2 separate regions of the Mus musculus genome follow, and region 1 is linked to region 2. A link is a loop called in an ENCODE intact Hi-C map of the cell type or tissue named here. Cell type or tissue: heart. All regions are shown on one strand.

Region 1 (8,000 bases), 510 kb after region 2:
GAACAAAACACCCATGGAAGGAGTTACAGAAACAAAGTTTGGAGCTGAGATGAAAGGATGGACCATGTAGAGACTGCCATATCCAGGGATCCACCCCATAATCAGCATCCAAACGCTGACACCATTGCATATACTAGCAAGATTTTATCGAAAGGACCCAGATGTAGCTGTCTCTTGTGAGACTATGCCGGGGCCTAGCAAACACAGAAGTGGATGCTCACAGTCAGCTAATGGATGGATCACAGGGCTCCCAATGGAGGAGCTAGAGAAAGTACCCAAGGAGCTAAAGGGATCTTCAACCCTATAGGTGGAACAACATTATGAACTAACCAGTACCCCTGAGCTCTTGACTCTAGCTGCATATGTATCAAAAGATGGCCTAGTCGGCCATCACTGGAAAGAGAGGCCCATTGGACACGCAGACTTTGTGTGCCCCGGTACAGGGGAACGCCAGGGCCAAAGGGGGGGAGTGGGTGGGTAGGGGAGTGGGGGTGGGTGGGTAAGGGGGACTTTTGGTATAGCATTGGAAATGTAAATGAGCTAAATACCTAATAAAAAATGGAAAAAAAAAAAAAACAAATTTAAGCTTAAAAATTATTTACTAATGTGCACAATGTATCTGAGATCTACACTGTTTAACAACAGCACAGTTTGTCACCATATGAGGCCATATTAACTATCAGCTCACATATCACTAACATTAGATACATTTAAGTCTTCAATAACTCTCATGCCTGGCTGCTCCCATATTGGACAGAACAGAGAACATTTCCATCATTCATGAAATTTCTATCAAGAATGTTACAAATTCTACAGATATATCACCAATGGAAAGTTTCACATTCACATGGGCAGGATGACTAGAAAGAGCTCTAGGACAAACCAGAACCCAATATTAATTTAATTACAATTTAAGACTTTTGAGGAGTATTATACTATGACTTTGCACAAGTTACACAGGTGCTTGACCACTGAACTCAATAGATTTCTATAAAAACATTTCACAACCTACTTAGTAGGCAACTTTAACAAGAATACCAAAAGACAGGGTCTTTCAGTAGAATGGCTAGTCCTGAGTACCACCCCCACCCAGTGCTGGGATTATAGATGTGAGTAGCTATGCCCAGCTGTACAAATCTGAGCTTCAGGTTCAGTGCAGCAAGCCCTTTACCCAATGAGTTATCTCCCCAGCCTGAGACATTACAGTTTGAACAGTTAAAAGCAGACATTTATAAAGAAACTTGGATTCAAATCTTAGCCGTTAAAAGTTTGGTGACCCTGAACAAACTAAACTTTCTTGGTTTCGTTTGCTCCAGCACACAATTCCCCGAGCCTGTGGGAGAACGGTCAACCCCATACAGTTAAGCGTATGTTTCCCATGATACCTAGCAGGAGAGCACCAAAATGGCTTAGAGGAGAATACCTGGCTTCCAGAGAACATGCTGAACTCTGAATTATGAGGCTGTTGTGTTCCCAGGCATTTTTCTCAGGGTTGGGCTTCTCTATCTTTCTCCCCATGAGCTGGATGGTCTCGTCAGGCAGTGGCTGGGACCTCTCACCATTCCTCTTCAAACATGTCTCCAGGGGACAGTCTAAAAAGAGCTGGCAAAAGCCTAGCGAATCTGAAAACAGTTTTAAATAACCAAATTACCAGTTTGTCTCTCCAGAAATGTGAAATAAATATATACCAGTCCCAGAGGATGCAGGAGAAACTCCATTTGCAATACTGAATACCCTCTTTAAAAACTAAATCCATATAAACCCAATCCAATTAAAATCTCACTAAAGGCAGCTGTGATTTTGATATATGTGAATCGATGTTTCCACATGTAAGGAAAAAAAAATGTTGTAATTACATTTCCGAGCCAGTTGGTAGACTTCATATCTCATACTTTGGTAATAAAAGTTGTCATCTAACACCAAAAACAAAGGTCTAGAAACAGCAGGTTTTGCCAAGAGGTGGCAAGGCTGGGCCTCTAGTGCTGTAGGAAAGATCATCAAATCCTGACTTTTTAAGCAGGTTATGAAGTCTTCCCACACGGCCTCAGTCCTGTTGGGTGGGGCAGACATCTGAGCCCCACTAATGACCGCCACGAGGAAGCATTCCAGGTGCTTTAACAGTTCTTGTCGGAACATTTTCCACTGGGATGGCTACAAAACACAACAACAAAGAATTGAAATTTATATTAGGCATTTTTTTTTCCCAAGACAGGGAGGGTATAATCGCCCCAGCTGTTCTGAATCCACAGAGATCCACCTGCCCCTGCCTTACAAGTGCTGTGAGTAAAGGTATGCGACACCATGCCTGAATTTTGGCCAGTAGGCTCATTGTCTTGTTTTATTGCCATCCTCTTCCCATTTAAACTTGCACGCCACAATACTGAAGCACGTGCAGCTCTCAGGTGACGCCGTTCCTCATACCTTCCCGTCTTTATAGTTCCTGCACCCTTTCTCCCTGGAATATTTCCAAAGTCCCAGAGCTGTGTGAAGCGTTGTCAGACTCAATTATGTAGAAGGCAATCCAGCCCTATTCTGTCCATTGTCCCTATTCTAACAGGGCATGTATCAGCCAGGTACTTCTGTGCACCTTCATATTTCTCCCTGCCAGACCACCCGCCGCCAGCACAGAGGCTGGCTGGCACCTTACAGGTGTTCTAGAAATGTGTCCGAAATGGATGGATGGATGGGTGCGTGCATGCAGGAATATATGAGAATGAAATCCCTTTATATAGGAGACCAAAAGAGCCACAACCAAGATCCTGCTGGATTAAAACAACCTAAGCTATGCCAATGTTGGTTTGTTCTTGGAATGAAAAGGGATACCAACCAGTAAGACAAGTCCATTTGAAGGTCCTTTGGTCAAAATTTGAAGACCTCAGGCCAACAATTGGATTGTGAGATTGGGAAAGATGGCAGAAACAGAAGGAAGGAGACAAGGAGCCTGAGAATACAGGTAGTTTTGTGTTTTGAGGGATGGTGAGAGGAGAGTGGTTCTGCAGTCAAGACTGGAGGAGATACAAAAGGGCAGGAGAGGAGCCCTGCTCTTGCCCTATCTACAAAAAAGTACCCCAGATTAACCCAGAGAAGGAAATGTGTGTCACTGCCTAAAGGGTGGAGATTTTCTAACCACACTGACCAAATAAGGCCTGGGGTGGGGGGCGGGGGAGGGAGTGGAGAAAATAAAAATGCAGTAATAAAGGCGAAGGCAAGCCAATCCTCATCAGTAACCATTATCTTCCTCCAACGTGGCGGGAGTCCTACCTACAAGTTACCCAATTACAATGCTGTTGTTGTCCTCAGAGCCAAAGCAGAAGCGGCATCTTCTGATGAAGAAATACATGTTTCCCACATTCCAAATACACTGAGGCTTTGCATATACTTATCTTTGTGTGCGGGTACTCTGAATATACTTAGAAAATGTAGTCATCCTATTTGCCTTAAATTCATGTAACTTTTCTACACCTGAGCACTAAGCAACAAATGTAACAATTTAAGATGTCAGGAGATATCTGCTTTAGAGTTAAGTATGCAACTGGAGACCGGACTCTATTGCCATGTAGTCGGCTTCCAGCAGGGGTGCACCTCACTGGGGTGTAAATGCAAGGATTAAGGAGTATATACTTGGCACATACAATTCAAGCTTATCACTCCACCTGGCTGTCAACCAAGAAATCACCACGTTTTTCAATACTATTGGCAGACCAGGCCCTTGGTTTGGTAAAACTTTCCTGGAGGGACCTAGCAATTTTGTTATTTATCACTTGTATTCTTTATTCTCATGGGGAGTTCCAAAATGGTACAGAGCTACAGAGCTCCAGTCCTACAGATTCTGGTTTTAACCTTTTTTTTTTTTTTTAAAGATCCCTTTCTTTGCCTAGGTCCTAGGCGCTACGGAGAAACTACCAAGGGATTATTATCAGGGTGTATCTGCCTAGGATGTCTACCTTGTACACTAAATGTAAAACTTCACTCTGCCTTAGGACTCTTGTACGGGAGGGGTCTGGGTGATCCTTGAGCTCGGGAGTTTGAGACTAACCCAGACAACATAGCTAGGCCTTATCTTAAAGCTCCACTGCATAGAATATGCAGTATGTGAACGTACCAAATTTGGCATAAACACCTCTACAAAGCTCTGACCATATTATTCCGAAAAAGGTCTACAGAGCGGAGCTAGCCAGCTCCCCTAGCCACCGGCTCCGGTCAGGCTTCCCTTCCCACCCAGGCACTGCAGGATCCACCCACAGCCTCACCGCCTGGGCCGAGCCTGCAAACCCGTCCGCCCCCACCCGATGCTGACCCGAGGCTGTGTGCCATCGCAGTCCGGGAGCGCAAGAGGCAGCACATCGTCGTAGGAGAGGACGCCCACGGCCCAACCCCGCTCCCGCCGCAGGCGGAGGGCCAGCGCACGTGCAAAAGTCGACTTTCCGGCCGCCGGCAAGCCGCAGAGGACGCACAGTCCTAGTTTGGGCTGTCCGTCTCTGCGAGTGGCCCCACGAGCCGCCGCGGTCTTCATGCCCTTGCTGCAGTCTCCAGAAACCTTTGCGCCGGGTGCGCAGGCGCAGTGCCCCAGCACCACGCCGCGCCCTCTGGCGACGTTGAGGAGGAGCAACAAGCGAGGATGCGAGTCCAGAGAAGATGCCTTAGTCCAGGCTGCTACTCAGGTGGCCCTCTGGACCTTGTGAATAACATGTGTCAGCTGTCCCTGACCCTAGTACCCTAGGCCAGGTGTCCTTGGCGCTTCTTTTCATACTTTCTGGACACTTTAAGGGTCCCAGAGTTGGGTTTACTCCAGATGTTATCAACTTCCCTGCCCCACCTTCAAGCCATTAGGGTTTCCTGTTTGGTTTGGTTACGTTGGGCATCCTCTGTACAAAGAGAGACTAGAAACCTTTAAAGGAAGGCTTTGAAAGGTAAAGTGCGGGACATCAAATAGGCGGTGAAGCGAGGACAGCATATTTCTCTCTCTCTTTCTGGGCTTGAAGGGAGCAATGGTTGAATATTCCTGAGTCCTGGGCTGCCAGGTGGCAGCTAGTGGGAAGAAATAGGACCGGAAATGCACATCCTTATCCCCAATACATGCTGGCAGAAAACTCGGATTATAGAATTTTTTTTTTTTGTAAATATTAGCGAGCTTGGAGTTGGGGTATGATCCCAGCACTCAGAAAGGAGCTGCGCATAGGAGCATAGCAGCACACAGGAGGAGCAAGAGTTTGAGGCAAGCCTGTGCTACAGGAGACTGTGTCAAACTCTTTACCCTTCCTAAAAACACAGACTGACAGACCTCAGAGAACTACCAAATAAAAATGTGTGAGAGGGGTGTGGTATAAGAAAAATAAGCTTTTATGGTACTTTTTATTCATAAAAGATGTGTTCAAACTGTAGTCATCACTCAAGAACAAAATCAGTGCGTGCTGAAGTGAACTACAGCTGACATAAGAAGGGTGGTACATGCCTCTGGAGGGGCAGTAAGGAGAGTCATGGTAAGTTCAAGGCCAGCTTGGTCTACAAAGAGAATACAAGACCAATCAGAGCTACAGTGTGAGTGAGACCTGTTCTCAAAAGACCAAACAAAAATAAGAAGCAAAACCCAGAGGAGAATTGGCTGCTAAGTGTGGTGTGGTGCATGATGAAGTGCATAACGTTCTCTGTCTCTCTTGGTTGGAGAGGAAAAGCTCTTCCTCTCACATGGTTGCCATTGGCCCAATACAAGGGCCTATCCTAAACCATTTGCTTCTCTTCATCCTTCTCCATACCCACACAAGTTTCCTTGGTTTTTCAGGCAACAAAATCATGGCTATTTTGGGAGAATATATATGTGTATATATATATAATATATTTAATATGAAATATTATATATATATAACACATTCAACTAATTCTTAACAAATCCTTTATTCTTGAGAATTCCACACAGGTATACAATGTAATATGAATTTATTTATCCCTACTATTTTCTTCTTCTACCATGTACCATGTCAGAAGGTGTGAATAGCAAAGCTGCTTGTGCCTGTAACCCAACATTTCAGGTTGGAGACAGGTGTACCCAGAGAGCTGTGAAAACCCGGGTGAAACCCCATCTCAAGGCAACCGACAGGAATGGCTTCCCTCTGCCCTCTGTATGCACTTGTGTAACTGGACACACCCCGTCAAATGCTTGTACCATGAACATACACTATATTTCCCTACACGATGTTCAAGTTTACATCGAGGTTCACTTTTCAATTGTATATTCTTAGTTGTACTTTGAAGTGATAGCAAAACCCAAGGCTTCACATATACTCAATAATTCCATCAACTGAGCAGTAATGTCTAGAAATTATTCAGGATCAGTCTACTTGCAATCATTACAGATTTAAACATTTATTGACCCTAGATCAAGTTCATTACTTCAAAAAAAAAAACTATGAAGTTTGCTCTCCTCTTTTCCACTAAAGTAATAGAAAGCACTGTTGTCTACCCAGTTAACCTGTTTCCCTTGGTTCTTGCCTCTTCTTTACCCTCAACTTGCCAGCTTCCTCCATTTTCTCTTCAAAATACATTTCCATCTTCAGCCACCAAATTAGTTATGTTTCTCATTACCCACAAAAGGCAGTTTGAGCTTTTGTTTTGCCTCGGTGTTCAAGGGTACAGTGGGATGTGGCAGGAAAATCATGTCAGCAGAAACATGATGCCGATTGCCACATTGGATCCACTGGAAGCAGAGGAAGATGAATGCTGGTGTTCCAGTTGCTTGTTGCTTTCAATTCAGTCCAGGACCCCAGTCCATAGGTTGCCCTCATTTGGAGTCTTTCCACTTTTGTCATCCCAATTTAGAAAGCTCCTCACATAAACAAAAGAAGAAACTTAATCAGAGACTTGCCCAGAATCACATCTCATCAGTGATCATAACAGGTTGGCAATATTAACAATCACAGCCATCTCTCATTCCTGGGCTCTACAGGTTCCTAATACTATAAATGAAACCACTTCCCCTAGATATGCTCTAAAGTTTGTAATGTGTCTCAGTCTGGATAAAGCCAGTGGGTGTCCAGGATAACAGCACATATCAAATGCATTAACATTACCATGGGTATTCCCCCAGAGCAAGGAACATCTGGACCCCCACACTCATTCTACTTTTTGAACTACATTCCTGAAATTCTTCAAATCTTAAAAAGTCAAGAAGCATTATTCTATCTGTAAGATTTAGGAACATAACTGTATATTAGTTTGCCAAGAGTCAGCCACCTATTGCGCTGTATAGCTTTATGTAAACAAGTCATTTGAGAGGAGGGAAACTTCGGTTAAGAAAATGCCTCCATAAAATGTGGCTGTAGGCAGGCCTATAAGTCATCTTCCTAATTAGTGGTGGACGAGGGAGGGCCCAGCCCACTGTGGGTGGTGCCATCCCTTGGCTGGTGGCTTTGGTTCTATAAGAAATCAGGCTGAGCAAACCACCGGAAGCAAGCCAGTAAGCAGCATGCTTCCATGACCTCTCCATCAGCTTCTGCCTCCAGGTTCCTGCCCTGACTTTCTTCAAGAAGTTTGGAAGTGTAACCTGTTGTGATAAGTTTACTGGCTTTGAAATATATTCTGACTTTATTTGCATAAAACTGTTAGAAAACTAGACAAAAGGCCATATTTACTGCACATCTCCATAATCTCCAACATAATTGTTAGTCCTAACAAATCCACTTAAAAACAGAAAGGGGGAAGATGTAGTGATTTGTAAAGTGAAGTCTCTGTGTCTGGCTTTGAGTGAAATGTTTCAGCAAAGCCTTTGCTATGTTTTGGGTCAATCAGTAGAGGCTGAGAGACTGTTTGAACCTTGAAGAAATAGTGTCTCTCAGGAAGTCTGCACTTGGTGCTATGTGGGAGCTTGCAGCTGCGCAGACCTTGCTCCTCAGGCACTCCTGGCAAACTTGGGAGTTCTTATTTTTGATTAACAAAGAGGACGGAGATTTGTGTGGGTTGTCAGTGCTCACCGACATTGAGGATATGACAACTTTGGTAGTTGGAAC
Region 2 (8,000 bases):
GGCTCTGTTCAGCCTCAGTTCTCCTTCTGTGCCCTTGGGCAAATGTCCTGTCTCAGGACAGCATTTCTACTACAGAATACGACTGACAGCTGCCTTTGGTTTACGGTGAAAACTGGCCCAATAGAGCCAAGCAGAGCACCCAACGCAAGGTGGCTGCCAAAGTCATGTGTTATGTCAGGCTCATACTTCCCAGTGTCCGATGCATTAGTCAGAGCCACCTAACATAGATGACAACATCCCAAATAACCAAGAGTCAGGATGAGGGTCTCCAAAGGATCACTGTGTTTACATATGAACTGCAGAACATGACAGTGAAAGCCCATAGACCACAGTAAAACACAGGTGTCTTCAAAAGGCTTGAAACAAGTTCATGGATACAGAAGTTAGGAGATTTGCCTCCGGAATTCTGAAACAGTGACAATGATAAATTCCAAGGAACTGAAGCTAGGTCCTCTGCAAGAGCAGACATGTTCTTAACCACTGAGCATCTCCCCAGCTCCAGAGATAGCTCACATTTCTCTCATGGTGTGAAGCAAATGACTTCTAGGCATTGGTGTGTGCTATGGGTCTGGAGAAGTCCAGACTCTACAATGCAAGGAATAATTCAGTGTCTCTAAGCACCTGAAACCAGGGTGCCTGGCAATCTGGGACAGTTGCTGGTATATCTGAATCCGGAGTGTTCAAATGTCAGGTGGGAGATGTCCCAGCTCTGGAAGACAAAATGCCCCCCTTCTCTACCTTTCCCTTCCATTTGGATCTCAAGGGATAGATGAGTTTAATTGAATCAGATTAGGAAAAAAAAATGAATGAGTCAAATCCCTTGTGTGGTCCTACTCACAGCAGTATCTGTTCAACCCCCTGCAGGATTCCAACCTGAAAGGAGGAAGAGCTGAAGGGTGCTGTGGGTCCAGAAGCTCCATGGAGACCTAGACCATTACCCCAGGCCTCTTCTCCTCCCCTGGCACTCCCATGCTGCACACATGGCCTCAGACATCTGGGCCTGCCTCCTTCGTGCTCCTTAGGCAGGCTAAGTAGGTACTGTCTCTAGGTCCCAATGTTTGCTGTGCCATCTTCCTGGACTGCTGTTCCCTTAAGTATCTTTACCCGCATGTCACCTTCTCCATGTATTTGCCTCTGCTGACCCCTCTAATGTGGCCGCTCCCCTTCTGCTTCTCAGCCCTTTCCTGCTCAGTTCGTGTCTTAGCTTCTCCATGAGAAATGAGCTGGTTTCCTTTTTTACTATGTCTGAGCTTCAGGAGCACGGACGGTGCTTTATATGGAAACGATGCTGAGCAGAGTACATAACTGCTTTCTGGATAGTGAAGAGGCTGAGGAAAGACCCTTGGCCACACCTGAAGGTGCCTGCACTCTCATCTGACAGCTTCCACACATCCACTGCTGCAGGCCAGGGAGCTTCAAGATCCCATGTCCCCAGACCTCCACAATGGCCCCAGTAAGGTAGGCAGGGCTTCTTTCAGTCCCCGAGTACTATAGACAGACTCTGAGAAATAGAGAAAGCTCAAGTCTAGGAAGGGCTTAGCACCCTTTGTGCCTAGTAGATAGTATACATGGAATAGATAGGTAAACAGATGTTAGATATAGATGATAGATAGATAGATATATAGATAGATATTTATCATAAATATTTACATATTACATATTAACATAAATATTTATCTTAAGGCTTTGCCTCATATAATAATCATAAGAATGACAAGTCATAATATCTGTGGTGACAGCAAAATGGTAACCCAGAAGGGACAAGAGTGTAGTTCCCATTTAAGCTCAAAGTCCCAGGAGGCAGGAAGGCTGGTGGATAAATCTAATCTGATGGCAGAAGACAAGAGACTCAGTGGGAGCAGATTTTTTTCTTTCCAGATCAACGTCCCCATTAGAAAGTGGTCAGATGGGAGACACCGTCTCTCACCCATGTCAATAGAACTTTCTCCGTAATTCAGACCTTTACCTGATTTGGTGATTTCTAGCTCCATAGAAGAGGCCTATCTGCTTTACAAAATACATGAAATAAAATGTCAATTTCATGGGAAAACTTTGCCATAGACATATCCGGAATAGTGTTTGACCAAGCAAACATACAAAAGTAACCACCACAAGAGTTACAGTAGAGAGCACACTCCACCATGCTCGAAGTGCCCCGGGGATATGTCTTCATTTCTCTGAGTCTCAAGTTTCTTCTTCAGTGAATGCGGGCATCCTTGGTAACTGTTTAAATGTTTTTTGACACTCATGGTTGGCTCCATACTCTTCTCTGAAAATTCTTAATAACATTTAAGATGATTTATTAATAATATTAATAAGTGCCCCAACTATGGTTTTGTGGGTGGACCTGAGTGGAGATGACATTCTCAACTTCTTGGCTACGTGCTTGAGAATATGAAAGGAGATGTCACACAAGTGCTCCTTGCCTAATGCACAGTACTTGGTCATATCATAGGTTCATCATGATTATAACACCAAGAAGTTCCTAGTCAGGCTGGGACTTCAAAGCCAGAAGGACCAGTGGGATGTAGAACTGGCTCTAGAAGATGGTCCAGGTAGAGTCTAATGCAGCCAAACATAAAGTCAAGAAATATATGCTGTTCTAATTGTATTTCTGTTGCTGTGAAAAAGTACTCAGGAAATAAACCAGCTTGGGTGTGTGTGTGTGTGTGTGTGTGTGTGTGTGTGTGTGTGTGTGGTTATTTCAGTGTCACTCGATCAGGTTTATCATAACAGCCCCAACTCCTGGTACCAATTTATGTTCTACTTTCACTTCTGTTTCTGTAATAAAATACCCTGATAAAAAGCAACTTAGAAAATAATGGGTTTATTTTAGCGTAAATTTTAAGGTGGTGATCCATCGTAGCACAGAAGGCACCAAGGCAGGGATCTTGAGGCAGCTACTCACAGCACAGCCACAGCTAAGAGCAGAGAAACAAATGCATATATGCTCACTTGTTTGCCTGCTTATGTGCAACTCAATTTCTCTGCTTCTATATGGTTCAGAACCCCCTGCCTAGGCAAGGGTTCCACCCAAAGTGGACTGGGTCTTCCCACGTCAATTTAGTTAATTAATCTTCCACAGTCATGTTCACTGAAAACCCATGGAGACAGCATCACATTAAGACTCTTTTCTCAGGTAATTCTAGACTGTATCCAGATGACAATTAAAGGCATTTACTTATCCTTGTTGGGAACTGGGAGGGTGGAAAGGGTCTAGGGGAGAAAGAGGAAGGGTATAAGGAACAGGAGGAAGCTCCAGCAACCCGAGTAAGTACCACACAGTGGACGTGGAAGGAAGGAGGCCCCAGTGTGGCTGTGCATGAGATGCAAAGCCACTGGAACTGCACTGCATGCTTCAGAACCCCCAAATAGTTGTGTCTTTGAGGAGACTCCCAGTCTCTCTGTGCCCCGAGTCCTTTCTAGGAATAGGGGCAACAGCACAGATGGAAATGCACGGTGCACAAGATTGGTGCTCGAGAGGGTAGGCAAGGCGATTTTTCAAGTTGGTATAGCAGGAGGTGTCACTTGCTCTGCAAGCCTTGTTGGCATTCCTCACTCTTAAGACTGGGTTCTTAAAGTCCCTCCAGTCTCCTCTGTGACTTGCTCCCTCTCTGCTGGTCCAACGACAGCACTTGAGATAGCTGACTTCCAGGCGAGGAGTCTCTGGCACCTGCCAGTACACCCTTACTGTTCCTTCTAACTGGAGCACTTTTGACTTTAGAACAAATCCCCTCCAGGGCTCACCTAGCACGGCTCGCAGTTACCCTCTCTCCATATGCCCCACTTCATATTCAAACAGCTCTGCTCACCTTTCACCTGGATTGTATTAGACAGAACGTATTTGAATTTTCTCATTTATTTTTGTCTCCCACTGGAACACAAACCCCACAAAAGGTGGGGGCTTTATCTTGGCCAGGTTTTCCTGTTTCCAACACCCTAGGTGTGTCACAGTTTTTCTTGTAATGACGAATTCCTTTTCTCACGGACATGTGAACTGGGGCTCAATGAGAGAATATTGCTTATCGAGAACTCTCTGCTCTCAGGCTTGGCTGGTCCCTGGGTGGTGTGCCGGTGGATATTTAAGATCTGGCACTCCAGGTTGTGTTTGCTGGTTTTACTGGTGTACATAGTGCCAAAATGGATGTTGCTAAATTATGTGTCTGGTGGGCTCTGAAAGAAAACAGTGTAAGCTGATGCAAAAAAGCTCTTGCCTGCCCTCCAGGCTGCGTCATATGCAGTACAGCTTCAAACCACCAGGGGGCAGCCTCTCCCCACTGAAGACATATACTCTCTCACCCCTCTGCACTTTTGCCAAGCAGGGCATGGTGGGTCCCTGTTTGGTTTCTGTGTTACCAGCAGTGCCTAGCCCTGGGTGGTTGTCTGCTGAAAACAGACATTGCCTGAACAAAAGTGAAGTAAGCGAAACAGATTGTAGGTCTGAATAGATCACTGGTGACCCCTGGTGAGGGGAGACTCAGTGAAGAAAGTCAGGATCCTGTCACCCTAAGAAGCTCTGGCAGGTGACACTTCCCAGCTTGCTTTTGGCTCTGTCTGAGGTCCTGACACCTAAAGGCCAGCTCAGGGTCCCTGGCTCATTCTCTTAACCCTGTCCAGTTGGGCCTTGTGGCTGAGACCAGCAGGCTAGAGTTCGACTTGGAATGCGTGAAATTGCCACATCCCCTTCTGGTATTCACTGTAACAGAGAGTAAGAACATTCCTTGGTAGGATCAAGCTCTGGGCCTTGCCTGGGTCTTCACCAAAGTGACTCCTTTACCCTGGTTAAGAAGCACGGGGCCAAGTCTGGAGCCTGTGTTTCCCAACAGTAAGTTCTGGCATTCATTTGCTGAGTGGTTTTCTGACAGCCAGCCCAAGGTACTGTGTGCTCACTGGACAGGAGTTTCTCCCACCCAGGCCTGTGGAGCCACCCAGTGGGGTCCCAGGGCCTCCTCACTGTTCCTCTTGGGATATTGTCTACCAGAGGCTGCAGAGGCTTCTATTCCCTTCCACGCATGCAAACGACAAACCTTAGGATCCTTCTTCTCTTCTCAGGCATCTCTAAGGGCCTTTACCCTTGGATTCACACACATCAACCACCAGTGAGGCCTGGTGGCAAAATATGAACAAAGCAACGTGTGGGGTTATCCCACTCCCAAGGAGCAGAGTTCAAACAGGAGTTCGGGGCCTAGGTCAGCCAATGAAGTCTGGAGAGGAAAATGTTGGGAGCCATTCCAGCAAAATGGCTCCCAACAGGGAGTAAGGTGGTGGTGGGGATACCCAGCCTCTTAGCTAGGGCTTCTTTCAGCTTCCTGGGCTGGTCAGTGGAGACCAAGCAAGACTGTTCCTCTGGTCAGCGAGAGTCATGTCCAGTCTGAGCAGCACAGCTGCACTTATAAAAACTGTGTGATTTTTCAGAAGGGAGGCTATAGCCATAAGTGTCACCTGGCTTTGCGCTAGCTGGTCCTTATGTCAGAGGAGAACTATGGAGCAAGACAAGGAAAGGCTTATCTTCCTGCAGTACTAACACTGTGAGGCAAGAATTGATGGCTCTGGTGTTTTAAAATGCAGGCAGCATCTTTAAAGGACATTGGCTAGGTTTTTTTAAAATGGAATTTGAGGACAACAGTACACAGGAGTCCCTAACCTAGAGCCTGGCCATTTTCTCACGGCCAGCATGTTGTATAACAGTCAATTCCCTGATGGGTGGGTCCAGTGCTGCTCCAGACCCCATCAGGGCCTGGGGTAAGAGGCCATTTGCTCTTTTGCAATCTCCCTTATTTGTCCAAAAAAAAAAAAAAAAAAAAAAAAAAAACTACACAAGAAGACCACACTGGCAGTTAAAATTGATTTTTTTTTGTTGTTGTTTGTTTGTTTGTTTTTCTGTTTTCTCATTTGTCCAACTCTTTTATGACTTGAGTGGAAAACAGATGGCATTCAGAGAAACTGAGGCAGGTGATGAGAGACTGCTATGTTGGGCTGAGGGTGGTGGAGTTTTAGGTCATAGTTTGGTCCTGTGGAAAGATATGTACTCTGTGACACAACTGGAACCCTCCTGTGCCCTTTGGATCATCCATCCATCCATGCCAGAGATCTAACAGAAGCACAATGAGAGATTTGCCAGGGATGAAGCTACACTCGCCCTCCTTCCACCCCTGTGAGCGCCCACTGGGGAGCATGTGGCAGAAGGTGCCTCACTGTGGAGCGTCCCAGAAGATGGTGGTACAGTGGTCTCTGGGATGGGGATGAAGGGGAACAATGAGCAGGGGTGTCCCTGCCAAGCCTGAGCACTAGGTCCCTCAAGAGGCATTCCAGTGCTCAATCCCTGGGCAGGTCTGGGCCTCCGGGATACCTGAGACACCGCCCAGTTGGGGAGAGTCAAGTGCAGAGCAAACACCTGCACAGGTGTTTGCAGGCCTTGTGCTACGCCCACTACCCCTGGATAATGGCGCTCTGAGTGAACCTAGGAAACTTAACTCCTGCTTGTCCCCAAGTGAATGGGCACTGGGACTCTGCTCCCAGCTCCTTGGGGACTGTTGCATTGCAGGGGAGGACATTCCCCAGCACTGGGTACCAGGCAGCTTCCCTGGGGTGGGGGTGGGTCTCATCATGTTCAGGTGCACCGGGTATAGTGTCTCAAAGGACCATGGGGAAACTGAAATATTCTCAGCAGTTTATATTTTCCCCAATAAGCTGGTCATCACTGGCTGCTCCAGGCCTTCAAAGCTTTTCAGCCATGAAGTCCCTTGAAGAATAAGACTTGTCATCTGTGTCTCTATGGACCTTGATCACTTCTCCCCCGTGTTTCAAGATTCCACAGGCCCAAGGCATACAGTTTACACCTGAAGTCAGTGCAAGCTGCAGGTCACCTCCTGCCTCCTTGTAAGCTCCAGTTCCCACCGCTCTCCCCTTCCTCTCATCCTCCTCCACTCCTCAGGACACTGGCAATTCTCTGGTACTTTTCTGCAAAGCTCTCTGTCTCTGAGCCCAGCCCTGGGAATGGGCAGCACCAGACAGTTGGTGGGTGATCGGTGGTTATTGGTAGACACTAGGCCAGAACAATCCACCAAGGCAGCTAAGCCACAAGCAGGCGAAGATGGTGGCCTCATCACGAGGGCTTGGACTCCATGCGGTAGGAAGAAAAAAGTTGTGTTTGTTTGTTTGTTTGTTTCAGAACAGTTCAAATAGTTCATTTAAGAATCAGGGGATCAAGAACAGAGCGAAGCCCATGAAATGTAGCTAGCTAATCCGCTCTGGTTCTAATCCAAACCGCAGTTCCACACTTGCCTGATCACCGAGCACCCCCAGAAAGGCATCATAGCCTCTCTGACCCCTGCAAAGTAGCAAATGTCTCAGGGAGCTGGGCTGTGCAAACCCAGCCCCCGAGAGGAAAGCAGTCTCCACTTGGCTGGAAGCTGGCAGTCAACAAACATTAGCAACTACAGGCTCCCTTGAGAAACCTGATCAAAGCAGCCAGAGGAGGGCAAAAGGTTGATGCATGCTGAAAATGCCTGTGTGCAGTGGTGATTTGATTTGAGATCTTTGCCTTGGTCTTGGGCCGAGGTTCACTGCAGCGGGTCCACTTCACACCCTGAAGTCCTGCAGACCCTTGTTCTGACTACCATCCCGAGCTCAGAGGCTGTAAGTCGGGCTTGTCCGTTTCATCCCTGTAGCACTCTTGTATCCAGAGTGCTGTCTGACCCCGGCGCATTCAAGCAATGTTGACTGGCTGGCTTGTAGCTACTTTGTATCATTGAATCTCCTATCCTGCTCCTATGAAGCCAAAGCTAGAATTGAGCTTGCCACAGAGGGCTGCTGCAAGGAGGATGGAATGAGATGACCCGAGCAAGCCTCTGGTGAACAGACCACAAGATGCTTCCGAAAGACTTCTTCAGCTCTTCCAGGCACAACATTGTCAGATACCTCACATTTGGCACGCCTGGCAGGACATACTGACACATGGGACTATGGCTTCTCTACAGAACACAGCAATCTTTATCTCC

What was found. A loop is a pair of places that touch in the nucleus more often than their neighbours do. Peaks named below come from ENCODE experiments on the same cell type or tissue, not always from the same donor. Only the 100,000 strongest peaks of a DNase experiment are listed, where the experiment ranks them.
Region 1: a loop joins it to region 2, with 8 times the contacts of the local background. A loop is called at or near these places in 5 of 42 quality-filtered maps.

Annotation. Positions count from the first base shown.
Region 1 is chr7:131,367,687-131,375,686 of GRCm38, reverse strand. It overlaps Pstk (phosphoseryl-tRNA kinase), which reads right to left and starts at 4,541. Exons shown (of 6, transcript NM_001039534.1): 1 at 4,298-4,541; 2 at 1,857-2,151; 3 at 1,424-1,622. The coding sequence starts at 4,513. In heart, CTCF peaks have their summits at 3,578, 4,383 and 4,584; a DNase peak (open chromatin) is centred at 4,536; H3K4me3 peaks cover 1,575 bases; H3K27ac peaks cover 1,143 bases.
Region 2 is chr7:131,878,712-131,886,711 of GRCm38, reverse strand. No RefSeq gene overlaps it. Among named protein-coding and RNA genes, the nearest start is that of Gm34645, 55 kb to the right of the region's middle. In heart, a CTCF peak has its summit at 4,248 (motif pointing right); no DNase peak of the experiment used is centred here; H3K27me3 peaks cover 3,513 bases.